Regions from separate parts of the Homo sapiens genome. Here region 1 is linked to region 2. A link is a contact called in ENCODE Hi-C data. All regions are on one chromosome and are shown on one strand. The core of a region is the stretch at or near the end of the contact, and the rest is flanking DNA. Distances in the headings are between cores, read along the strand shown. Region 1 holds the start of C1QC (complement C1q C chain). Region 2 holds the start of CELA3A (chymotrypsin like elastase 3A).

The links. A loop is a pair of places that touch in the nucleus more often than their neighbours do. Pooled maps may share reads with other maps.
Region 1: a loop to region 2 is called in a map of thyroid gland, with 5 times the contacts of the local background. The contact joins the promoter of C1QC here to the promoter of CELA3A in region 2. A Hi-C loop is called at or near these places in 1 of 168 maps with a recorded cell type or tissue (thyroid gland) and 5 of 50 pooled maps.

Annotation. Positions count from the first base shown.
Region 1 is chr1:22,640,618-22,647,277 of GRCh38, forward strand. It overlaps C1QC (complement C1q C chain), which reads left to right and starts at 3,016. Exons shown (of 3, transcript NM_172369.5): 1 at 3,016-3,097; 2 at 3,394-3,587; 3 at 6,610-6,660. The coding sequence starts at 3,407.
Region 2 is chr1:21,997,075-22,003,369 of GRCh38, forward strand. CELA3A (chymotrypsin like elastase 3A) reads left to right here and starts at 4,583. Exons shown (of 8, transcript NM_005747.5): 1 at 4,583-4,643; 2 at 5,929-6,014. The coding sequence starts at 4,601. It also overlaps a transcript of CELA3B not described here.

The sequences.
Region 1 (6,660 bases), core at 1,766-4,265, 640 kb after region 2:
AGCTGAGATCGCGCCACTGCACTCCAGCCTGGGTGACAGAGCGAGACTCCATCTCTTAAAAAAAAAAAAAAAAAAAAAAAAATTGGAGGGTGGGGAGGCGGGAAGGAGCTGAGATTTGAACCCAAGTCTTACTGATGCCCAAGCCTGTGTTTAACCACTACCCTCACCAGCCTCCCTGGCTTCTATGAAGCACATGACACATCACACAGGTGCTTTTTCAACCCTGTGTTGGGAAGGCAGGGGCAGGAATCAGAGAGGGGAAGCAATTGGCCCAAGGGCACTCCGCAGTCCTTCCTGAAGCTAGGTTTCCTGAGTCCAGCCCTGGGCTTCCACCTGGCAGGTGTGGAGACCAGGGCTGCTGCCTCTGCTGCCTGATGGACATTCCGCCCAGGCTGGGGGCTGGGAGAGTCTTGAATGCTCACAGTGCATTCCAGGGCCCTATTTGTCTGTCTGGAAGCTACTATGAAGCAGCAAACCCCACCCTGTCCCTCGAATGCAGGAGAAATAAGGGGGCCAGGAGTTCAGATCTGAAAATGTCCAATGCACCATGCAGTTTCTCAAAGGAAGCTGGGTTTAGCTTTGTGCTGCACACACACACACACGCACACACCAGTTATGCCTTCACACCCACAGACACACTCAGGGAGGCACAATCCATCATACCACACAGCCCCTGCCTCAGACATACAAGTAACATCCATGAACCATCGCATATTCTCTCTCTCTTACGCATGTGTCCCAGACACACTCCTTTCACCCGGGGACACACATCCTCCTCACTCCAGCATGCACGAGCCTCAGAATGCCTGTGTTCTCTCCCACACGGACCCCCCACCACCCACACATACACTCAAACTCCCACAGGGCCATCCTCAGAAACACGGGCTGTCCCTCCCATCCACTGCCAGATGCACAAATGGCCTCATGGTCCTCGAGTGCACAACCTGAATACCCACCTCTAAAGTACAAGACCCCCTCCTGGGACTGCCCCTGCCCTGCCAACAGGCTTTGGGGGTCGGGAAGAAGTGAGGGGGGCCCAGGGAGAGGATGAACCCTCCACAGCCTCAGGGTAGCCCTCAGCTCCCTTCCAGAGTCAGCTCAGCCCTGTTCTCCCCCCGCCTCGCTCACCCAGAACACACACTGTTTCACAGGCACCGGGAAAAGAGACAGGTCTTCGGGAACCTAACGTGCTGGGCATTCCACGGCCATTGATGTATTTAATCCCAGCAAAATCGATGTGGACACTGAGGCTCAGAGAAAGCAGACATCCACCCAAGGACACACAGCCAGAAAGGGGAAGGGCCCTGGGGCTGAGCCAGGGGTGCCTGACCCCACAGGGTTAGGGCACGCAAAGAAAATGCCAGGGGTGGAGGCTCCATCAGCGGCAGTAGAGGCCAAGCTAGAGAAATGGGGTGTGCAGTGAGTGCCCGGCCACCCCCTTACCCTAAATCCTACCCATACCCCACCATCCACCCACTACCCCGATGCAAAATCTCTGGCCCCTCTGGGAGGGGAATGAACTGGAGCTGCCCGGAGCGGGGCCAAGTGGGCGGGGCACGGGAGGGTTGAGCGTGGGCCGAGGCTGCCACCTGCTGGACAAGCCGAACCCAGGCGCAGAGGAGGTGAAGAGGGAGGAGAGGAGCCCAGAGCCGTTAGGCTGGGTGGCCCCCAGCCCCATAATGCAGTATCCATCATTTCTTCTCGGCCCAGGCTTCCACCCACCAGGGACTCCTAGGGCCAAGTGGGTTCATGCCCCTTAACTCACCCCACACTCTCTGCAGTCCCATGGCACGTGGTGGAGACACAGAAGGGGAGACTGAGACCCTGAGGGTTCCTCAGTGAGGCAGGGGAAGAGCTCTGAACACCTGCCCATACCTGGCACGGGACAAGGCATCACACGTGTGTTGTGCACTGAATCCCAGCCACTGGCCTGGAGCTGTAAGAAGCCTCCATGTTACAGAGGGGGAACCAATGGACACAGGTGGCAGGTGTGGGGTCGAGGCTGGAGCCCTGCTACTGCCTGACAGCCCCTTCATCCCTAGAATCTCATGTGAGGAGAAGAGGGAGAGGGGAGAAGGCCTCTCAGCTCTGCCAGCCTGGTCCTGATGGGGAGCCCCTCACCAGCCATGGTGGGCTCCAAGCCCAGAGGCAGGGCACCCCCAGGATGCAGGCAAGGAGGGTGGTGTTGGCAGGGAAGATGGAACCGTCAGGGAAGACCAGGTGCCCCAACGAAGGAAGAGGCACCAATACTGAAAGCCAAGGCCACCCCAGTAGACAGAAGGGAGGCCAGAGGGACCAGTGATTTGCTGAAGGCATCTGGTCCATGCAGTGACAGGGCTGGAAGGAGAAGCCAGGGCCCTGGCTCTGTAGCCAGGGCAGCCCGTGCACCACAACAGCTGCCTGCCGCCAAAGCGGGTCCATCCTGGGGGTCCACCTCCAAGTGTGGCCACTGGGATGGGGCACATGGAAGTTTCTAGAACAAGGCTTGCAACTTGACAAGTGCATGTGAGGCTTGTTTCTGGGGGCAGCTGAGCAGAGGGGTCAGAGCAAGGCTTTGGGCCCCAAGAGACCACTCAGTGTGTGACTTTGGGCAACGGTGTACATCCTCCTGAGCCTGTTTCCTTATCTGTAAAGGGGGATAATAACTTCCTCCTAGGGATTCTGGGAAAACTGAGTCTCAGGCAAAGCAAATGCTAACATTGGTCATTAGATGGGATGAACCTGACTCTGGGGGACGTCTGTGCCCTGGGGGCTTGTGTTTATACACACACACACACACACACACACACACACACCCTCAGCCAGATGCTGGGGCAGGGGACAGTTCCTCATTTCGGACACTGACTGCCGGTGGGGGGATGTGGATGGGGTATTGCTGTGGTCAGTCTGGCTCAGCACCCAAAAGAAAGTGTCAAGTCAGGGAAAATTCTGGGAAAGGGGATGTGGGATTGGGGGAGGGCACGAGAAGGGGAGGGGGCCCAGCCCTGCTTTGGGCAATCCTTGCTCTGACCACTCAGACACCGTGTCCTCTTGCCTGGGAGAGGGGAAGCAGATCTGAGGACATCTCTGTGCCAGGCCAGAAACCGCCCACCTGCAGGTGAGGCCCGGACCCCTGCCCAGGTATGGGCAGATGGCCGTTTCCTCCACCTTCCGCCACCTTCCTGAAATGTGGTGCCAGGGGCAGCTTGGTGTGTGAGGGGAAGGAGGGTTCCCACTCCTGCTGGGCCCCGGGGCCTGGGCTGAAGAAAAGGCCCCACCATCCATCCATGGTGAGGCTCCTGGGGGAGGAAGGAAGGCGAGCTCCCGAGGGCTGAGGAGGACGGGCCCTGGGGAATGAGAGGGTTGGGGGCAGGTGAGGGGCTGGCGGGGACAGCTCAGCTCTCTCCCTCCCAGTTCCTTCTCCGGGATGGACGTGGGGCCCAGCTCCCTGCCCCACCTTGGGCTGAAGCTGCTGCTGCTCCTGCTGCTGCTGCCCCTCAGGGGCCAAGCCAACACAGGCTGCTACGGGATCCCAGGGATGCCCGGCCTGCCCGGGGCACCAGGGAAGGATGGGTACGACGGACTGCCGGGGCCCAAGGGGGAGCCAGGTGAGTCTGCTGGCCTGGTTTGGGGGTTTGGGTCTGGGGCAGGGATCAGAGTGTCTGTCTGGGGCTGACCAAGGGGGCGGGGGACAGCAGGAAGTGCTTGCCTTGCTGCCACGCCTGCCCCAGGGCAGAGGTGGACTCTCACGGTGTGTCTGGCTCCTCTATCCTCAGAGCCCAGGCTTCAGGCCACCCCAGAGGTGACCTTGGGCCCAGCGCACTTCCATCTTCCTTCTCCTCCTTACCCGATTATAGGGAGGGAATAAGAGCGCCTGCCCCCAAAGGTGGCCAGGAGGCTCACAGGAGACAGTGCAGGGAAAGTCTTCTTGCCCTGCAACATGGGCACCTGGGGAAGCTGGGGCCCACACAGTGAATATATCCAATGCACGACTGCCAGGGTTCAAATCCCAGCCCCTACTGATTCCCTCTATGTGAACCCGCACAAGTTACTTAACCTCGCAGTGCCTCAGTTTCCTCATCTGTAAAACGAGGAGATGGTAGCACCTGCTTCACAAGGTTGCTGTGAGGATTAAGTTAACTTAAATATAAAACAGCCCTGAGCACCTGGGAGGTCTATACAGGTGTAGGCTATTTTATCATTGGTTTTATCAGATATCCATGCTCACCTCCCTCCTTAGGATTCTGGATAGTTGGAGGGGTGGGGAGTAGGAGGTCAGGATCGCAGCCAGAGAAACTTCTGTTGGAGGTCCACAGGCAATCCTTGGCATAAGAGAAGGGGGCTGAGGCTATGAATGGGTGACTGGGGCTGGAACTGGAGCCCTGGGGGGTATGAGTGCCTTGTCTGTGAGTGAGCTGGGCACGTCTCAGATGCTAGGCATGCCTGGAGCCGGCCTGGGGTGACACTGAGCGGAGGTGATGGGGTGACAGAGGCAGTGGAAAGGAGGGAGGCCAGTTGAGAGGAATGTCCTTAGGAGTGGTCCCACCATCATCTTCCCTCCTGGATAGAGGGAATGGCACCAACATTCCAGAAGGAATTCTCCAATTTAGGGTGAGCTTAGGGTGAGCTCAAAGCTCAATGAGGCCTCCAGGTCTGCCATTTTCCAGGAGCTTGTACTTCACAGCTGCCTCTGACCACCTCCCTGCCCAGGGTAGCTGATGGCCACCCGTGATTGAGCCCCCAAGTCCCAGGTGTGGTCTCAGTTTTAGGAAATGATAAAACCGAGGCCACAATCCCTTGAAAAAGTGATTGACCCTCATTTTGCAAATGTCAAAGCTGGGGTTCAGAGAGATTGAGCAACTTGTCCAAAGTCACACAGTGGGATCCTGTCCAACTCTCAAGTCCACATTCTCCACCACTGCCCTCAGCTGCCTCTCAAGTCCCCTCTGTATTGCTGTTTCCTGGCCCCCTCTCAATTGGTGGTTTGAAGACATCACGAAGGATGAGACGCTGCTCTGCTCAGCATCACTGGCAGCCATCACGAGGACCAGACACTCCAGAGCACGCTTCCTATGGTGTGCCTGGCACAGTGCCTGTCCCACTCCACCCTTTCAGGGACTCCCTCTTCTATTATGCCCGTATCTCAACTGAGCAAATACAGGCTCAGGGAGGGAGGTCACCCACCCAGGGTCACAGATGTGAAGGCCAGGTCTGCTGGGTCCCGACCCCACACTCCTAATGCTGAGGCCTAAGAGGTTCATAAGCCATAGAGGATCTGTCATAAATGGGTCTGCACAGTCACCCAGCCTGACGGAAGTCAGAGGAGGAAAGGAAACATGAGGGCTGATGGGAGCGGTCAAGGAGGGCTTCTTGGAAGAAGAAACTGGAGTCAGCCCTTAAAAGATGAGTATGATTTAGATAAGGGGAGAAGAATCTCACAGAGGCTCAGATCATCAGGGCTGGAACAGAGTGAGACACTGGGATTCTCCAGACTTGAGTTAGAGACCTGACTCCACCTCAAACTGGCTGCACGGCCTTGGGCAAGTCTCTAACTCGGCTTCCTCATCGGCAACATGAGGGAAGTTGAACCAGGCCAGCTGTCATGGGGGCTGACGTGGGCTGAATGGGGCTGGGGTGAGCTGGAGAGAGCAGGCCCTGCAGTGGGGCGGCTTCTATTCGGCTCCTTCCAGTGGTTCCCATGTGCTAACCTGGGGAATCCATCTCAGGAGCAGATATAGGTTTTGTGGGACTCTGAAGCTTGTAAAATGTTGAGGGTCTTCTTTATGAAAAATAATACAAACTGAAAGATGCGCTTGATTGCAGAGGTGAGAGTGGTTACAAAAATTTACACATGTAGCAAAATTATATTGGAACCACACACACAGTGTATATAAAACTGGTGAAGTCTACATAAGCTTTGTGAATTCTAGGAATGTCAGCTTCCTGGTTTTGACATTATACTTTAGTCATACAAGCTGTGTCACTGGGGAAAACTGGGTGAAGAGTCCCTGTTCTTTTGTTTCTTCAACTTTCTTTGACTCTATATTTCAAAATAAAAAAGTTGAAAAAAATCAGAAATACAAAATTAGGCAAAAGGTCTTGAAGGGGCTGATGCAAGTGGACAGAACCTGAAACTTAAGCTGCCTCTGACCAACCTTCTGATTTTTTGTCAAGAAGGTCTGAGAATTTCAAATTTTAAATAAGTTCTGAATTTGTTCATGTTGGGCTCCAATTAAAAATTTTAAAAAACATTGTGCAGGCCAAACAAGATACTTGTGGCCACATGCCATCTGTCCGTGGGCTGACAGTCATGGCATCTGTGATCCCGCCCAGCTCTGAGCTCCCTACTTGCTTCATCACAAATGTGGAAACTGAGGCCAAGAGACAGGGAAGTGCCTTAGACAAGGTCAGAGGGCAGGTCAGTGGAGAAGCAGGACTTGAACCAGACTCTCTCTCTCCCCTCCAGCCAAAGCCTAACTCCCTGCACCCTGCTCCTAGGGAGATAGCCCATCTATGAGAAGGAGATTCTAGAGACCAAATGCCAGCGCTGTGTTCCCTGGAAGACACCCTCAGGGTCCCTCCTCCCTGTCCCCCACCCTATCACTTTCTCTCTGCCTTCTCCATCTCCAGGAATCCCAGCCATTCCCGGGATCCGAGGACCCAAAGGGCAGAAGGGAGAAC
Region 2 (6,295 bases), core at 3,333-5,832:
TCCCGCCGGGCGTGGTGGCTCACGCCTGTAATCCTGGCATTTTGGGAGGCTGAGGCGGGCAGATCATTTGAAGTCAGGAGTTTGAGACCAGGCTGGCCAACCTGGTGAGACCCCATCTCTACTAAAAATACAAAAAATTAGCCGGGCGTGGTGGTACATGCCTGTAACCCCAGCTACTTGGGAGGCTGAGGCAGGAGAATTGCTTTAACCTGGGAGGCAGAGGTTGCAGTGAGCTGAGATCGTGCCATTGCACTCCAGTCTGGCACGACTCATCTCAAAAAAAAAAAAAAGAGCAAGACAAGAGCAAGACTCGTCTCAAAAAAAAAAAAAAATGCTGGGCGTGGTGGCTCACGACTGTAATCCCACACTTTGGGAGGCCAAGGTGGGTGGATCACCTGAGGTTAGGAGTTTGAGAACAGCCTGGCCAATGTGGTGAAACCCTGCCTCTACTAAAAATCCAAAAATTAGCCTGGTGTGGTGGCAGGTGCCTGTAATCCCAGCTACCTGGGAGGCTGAGGGCAGAAGAATCACTTGAACCCGGGAGGCGAAGGTGGCAGTGAGCCGAGATCTAGCCATTGCACTCCAGCCTGGGGGACAAGAGTGAGACTTCGTCTCCAAAAAAAAAAAAAAATTATGATCTTGCTCATACAGGCAGGAAACAAATTTAGTAGGACTATAACATTTCTATACCAGGCTGGTTTATGAGTTACAACAATATAGCTAGTTAAAATTTGTCTTCTTTTCCATACACTTTGTTTTATTTTCCTTTCCAATTTGTGTATTTAACATTCTATCTTAGATAATGTGATAGTCATGAAGTCTTTGTGTGAGAGAGAAAAGAAGGAAGTTAATCTATAATGAAGATTGACTGTTGAGAGGGAAACAGTCTGCCCTGTCACCCTTTAGTCATTTACAACATTTTATAAAACAATGTAGTTAAGGAAAAGCTAATCGATAACACAAACAAAAGTTATGCCTTCCTGTTTACATTACTCAGGTCCCATAATCTCATTCCCTTAAGTCTAAGGTATTTTAAAGTTCCAACAGCTTAGATTTTGAATATCTTATTTTCACAGAAACTACAGGGCAACAAGGCACCAGAGTCCCGGACTTAGGACCACTGTGTGTGATTCACCGTGAACACTGGCATATTAAAGGCTCTGAGAAGTCCTGTAGGAAAGGACAATTTGAACTTTGTTTGAGCTCATATTTTCCAATCCCATCTGACCTTTAGTTCTTCACTGAGTGCCCACTGGGTTATATTCTGGGAGCCGAGGCCACAGCAGTGAACAAAGCACACAAAACCCCCCGCCCCATGGGGGCTCCGTTCTAGTGGGTCCATTTATCATCAAACATCTATTAATATCTCTAGAATGTGCCCATCAGGACACCATCCAGATGCTGCTGCGCTTTTCCAGGCCACACAGAGGGGACACCCTCCAGGTGCATCCTGCATGAATATCAGGCTCAACCGTGCTTTCAGGGTAGGAAGCGGAGGGCATTTGAAGAGTCCTTTCCCTTCCTTCATTCATTTGTTGTCTCCTTGAATAAATGCTGTTGAAAACCTACCATGTGCCAGGCTCCCTTCTAGGTACTGGGAATCGGAAGATGAATAAGATAAAGTTTTGATCCTCAAAGAGCTTCCTGTGGGGTGGGAACTGGAAAGAATGGAACTCCCCCAGTCCCGGGAAAAAGGCTCACCAGCTTCCCCTCCGTCCCCTCGCCAGCTTCCCCGCCCTCCCTCTCCTTCCCAGACTGACCTCCTAATTTTGCATACTCTCCGACCTAACCTCCACCTCCCATTCAGGAAATGGCTTGCTTTGCTTCAGGCTGAGGCCTAAAGTAGATCTAACCCCTCCATCTTCCCTCTTGCGGGGCAGGTGTTGGAAGGAGGTTCATCTTCAGGGATTTCACTCAAGCTACTCCTAGGCCAGAAAACCCTCGGAGAGTTAATCAGCCGTGCAACTGCCAGTGTCAGTCCATAAGGCCTTGAAGTAACCAATCAGGCAGGGGTTGTGGTGGGACAGTTGGCGTCAGGGAGCCCCTCTCCCTGGGGACCCAGCAGAGCCGACAGAGAGGCTGGGACTTGCTCAAGGTCACCTGGGTAAGAAGCCGGGAAGGCTTCTCGGTTGAAGTTGGGGGAGGGAGAGTGGACCCTCCCGTGTCCGTGGGCTACCCTTCACCAGGCCAAGCAGTAACAAACCAGGGAAACTTGACCAAGTCCTGGCTTTTCTCTGGGTCATCATTTTCTTCTTCTTTTTTTTTTTTTTGTGACAGAGTTTTGCTCTTATTGCCCAGGCTGGAGTGCAATGGCACGATCTCGGCTCACCGCAAACTCCGCCTCCCAGGTTCAAGCGATTTTCCTGCCTCACCCTCCCTAGTAGCTGGGATTACAGGCATGTGCCACCACACCCGGCTAATTTTGTGTTTTTAGTAGAGATGGGGTTTCTCCATGTTGGTCAGGCTGGTCTCGAACTCCTGACCTCAGGTGGTCCACCCTCCTCGGCCTCCCAAAGTGTTGGGATTACAGGCGTGAGCCACTGTGCCTGGCCCATCATTTTCCCTTCTGTCAAATAAAAGTGGTTGGATTAGATCGCGTTTTAGGCCCTGTGGGTTTCAGACACTCTACAGTGGAATCTGGGCTTATCGGACCTAACCCTATCTCTCCCCAGCCACCTCCTGGGCCCCTCCCTCCTTCTTCCCTGGCGTAGGGTCTGGGGAATGGCTCAGAGCTTTCAAGCTGAGCAAACATGTCCGGGCACATAGGGAACAGAGGGTAGGGGAGGGCATGGCTATTTTTATCACAGTATAAAGGATTTTCACAGCTGCTTCCCTTGTGTCCACACACGTTCCACGAACCCAGGCTATCAGAGTGGCTAGGCTGTGATTGGAGGGGGTTCACTCCTAAAACAAAACCTGCTCAGCAAGATGCCTGACTTTCCCCCAGGAGGGATCTATTTAAATTGCCCCGTCTGGCCGGATGCAGTGGCTCATGCCTGTAATCCCAGTACTTTGGGAGGTCGAGGTGGGTGGATCACCAGAGGTCAGGAGTTGGAGACCAGCCTGGCCAACATGGTGAAACCCCGTCTCTACTAAAAATACAAAAATTAGCCGGGCGTGGTGGTGCGCGCCTGTAATCCCAGCTACTCAGGAGGCTGAGGCAGGAGAATCGCTTGAACCCGTGAGGTGGAGGTTGCAGTGAGCCAAGATCGCACCACTATAAAAAAAAAAATCTATTGTGTGAATATGCTACACATATTGACCTATGAACCTTGATGGACGTGGGAGTTGTTTCTAGGTCTTTGCTGTTGAGTTTTGAGAACAGGGGCTGCGGCAAACAATCTCATCCACACCTCCTGGAGCACATGCCTAAGGTTTTCTCACGGTATAGACCTAGGAGGGAAACGGCTGGATCACCTGTGAATTCCACTTTCGGGGTCGCCTGCTCTTTGACCTCATCTCCCACCCCTCTCTACTTTGACTACCAAGCTCCTGTCACACTGGCCTCCCCTTCCTTGAACAAGTCAAGCCCATTGCAGCCTCCAGAACTTCGCACCTGCTGTCGCCTCCCTTCAGAGCGCGTTTCTTTCAGGGATTCCCGTGGCTGGCTTTTACTTATCCTCAGGACTCCATCAGATATGACCTCCTCAGCCCAAATGTCACTTTCTCTGTCCCCCCCATCTAAATGACTTACTCCCATTCCTACCCCAATCACCTATGTTTCATTTTCTTTTCTTCTCTGTTTTTTTTTTTGGTTTTGTTTTTGTTTTTTGAGACAGTGTTGCTCTGTGGCCCAGGCTGGAGTGCAGTGGCATGATCTCGGCTCTCTGTAGCCTCTGCCTCTCCGCTCCCAGGTTCAAGTGATTCTCCTCCCTCAGCCTCCCAGTAGCTAGGATTACAGGTGCTGGGATTACAGGTGCTCACCACCACACCTGGCTAATTTTTGTAGTTTTAGTAGAGATAGGGTTTCATCATGTCTCGAACTTCTGACCTCAAGTGATCCTCCCACCTTGGCCTCCCAAAGCGCTGGGATCACAGGTGTGAGCCACCGCTCCTGGCCTAGACTCAAACTCTAGAAGGGCTGAGACCATGCATTTTTCACAGCTGTATCCCCTAGAACAGTGCCTGATACATAGAGAAAAAGTGCTCAACAAGAATTTTTTTGTGGAGGTGGGTACTAATATAAATCTCATGTTAGAGAGCAGAAAACTGAGACTCAGAGAGGTTAAGCCATGCGCCCAAAGTCGCAGAGCTTGAAGGTGGCAGAACCAGGATTGAACCGTGGTCTGCCCGGTTCCAGTGCCCCTGTTCTTTCCGAAAGAGGAGGTCTTGTCCTGACATGAGCTTTTCTTCCTGAACTCTTGTTATCAGTTGGCCACTCCACACCACCTGTCCAGCCACCTGTTGGAGGGAACGCTAGGTCCTCCCTTTGGCTGTCACTTGTCCATCTGCAGCAGGCGAGGACTGTGGCCTTGGACCATGGGAGACCTGGAGTTCCACCACCTGTTCTGGGAGTGGGGCCCAATCAGCCCCCCTGCTTACCTTCTGCCCTATATTAGAGCCCCAGGCTCTGTGCCCTTTTCCTATCATCACAAAACTCATGATGCTCCGGCTGCTCAGTTCCCTCCTCCTTGTGGCCGTTGGTAAGACCCCAACCTGTCTGTGTGCTCCCTGGGCTGCCCTGGACTAGGAATCCTTGAAATCTACCACTCGCTCTGAGTCCCATGACATGCTATGCCTGGTTCCACAGGAGGGGGTCTCAGCTTGTACCCGGGGGCATGACTGTAGGGGCTTTCAGCTTATGATGGAGCAGGAGAGTGGAGGGGAAGCTGTGGATGGTGAAAGACCCCCAAAGGGCTGTGGTGGAAGTCCTTGATGGGGGCAGTAAACAAAGTCAAACGGTTAAGAGTTTGGACTGTGTGGTTGGACTTCTTGGGTTGGAATTTCCACAGTTCTACTTACCACTCCAACTCTCCTCTCACTCCCCCTACCTGGCTCCATATTCTATGCTCTGGCCTTTTCCTGGTCTCTCTGCCATATTACATTCCAGCTCAGGGCCACCTCTTCCAAACAGCCTCCCTTGACTGACAATAATGGTAACAGATAACATTGATTGAGTGCTTACTATGCCAGGCAGAATGTTTAGGGATTTTCTTATACTTTCTCATGTAATTCTCACAACAGCCTCAGGAGATCAGTACTATCATTATCCCCCATTTTACTGACCCTCAAGGAAGTAAAGTAGCTTATCATAGAACAAAAGGCAGAGCTGCACTTAATGTTTTTATTTTTTGCTTTTTTTTTGTAGAGATGGGGTCTTGCTTTGTTGCCCAGACTGGTCTCAAAATCCTGGCCTCAAGCAATCCTACCACCTTAGCCTCCTGAGTAGCTGAGATTATAGGCACATGCCACCATACCTGGCTACTTTATTTTATTGTACTTTATTTTTCTAGAGATGAGGTCTTGCTATGTTGCCCAGGCTGGTCTCAAACTCCCGGGCTCAAGCGATCCTCCCGCCTCGGCCTCTCAGAGCACTAGGATTACAGGTGTGAACCACCACACACAGCCCAGAGCTGCACTTTGAACCCAGGAAGTCCTTCTTTAAAGCCTCCACTCTGTATGACAATAGCTCTCACTTTTTGAGGGCTCATCGAGGGCCAGGCATTGTTCTAAGTGTATCAAGCTCTTCAATCCTCCCAATGAAGGAGGCCACATTTGAATCTCTATCCCTGGACTCCTGGGATTCTGGAAAGCCCTGCTCTAGTTTAAATGTTCACTGTTCATATGTGGTTACTGAGGTCCAGAGGGCGAAAGGGGCTTGCATGGGGTCACACAGCCAGTTGAAGGCATGGCTTGGACTGGGACCCTGGCCTCCTCTTTGCTTTTGGGGACCCTCCAGCTGATTGACAGCTCTCCTCTCCCCTCTAGCCTCAGGCTATGGCCCACCTTCCTCTCACTCTTCCAGCCGCGTTGTCCATGGTGAGGATGCGGTCCCCTACAGCTGGCCCTGGCAGGTAAGAGCAATAGCAGCTGCCCTCATTCCCACCGTGGGCTCTGGACCCTAAGCTCTAATGGCGTGGCATCCAGCCTTGACACCATTGCTCCCTTTGCAATGTCCACTTCAGCTTCCAAAGACCAGGCAGCCCTTGGACCATCTACTTCACGGGGAGGTTTTGCCCGTTTCATCTGTAACCCTCACTGGGCTATTTGCAACTTAAAATTGGAATCGGGGGTGAAGGAAATGCTAAACTCAAGGAGTTGGCACACTGATGGTGGAATTTCAGGCACTGTGTTG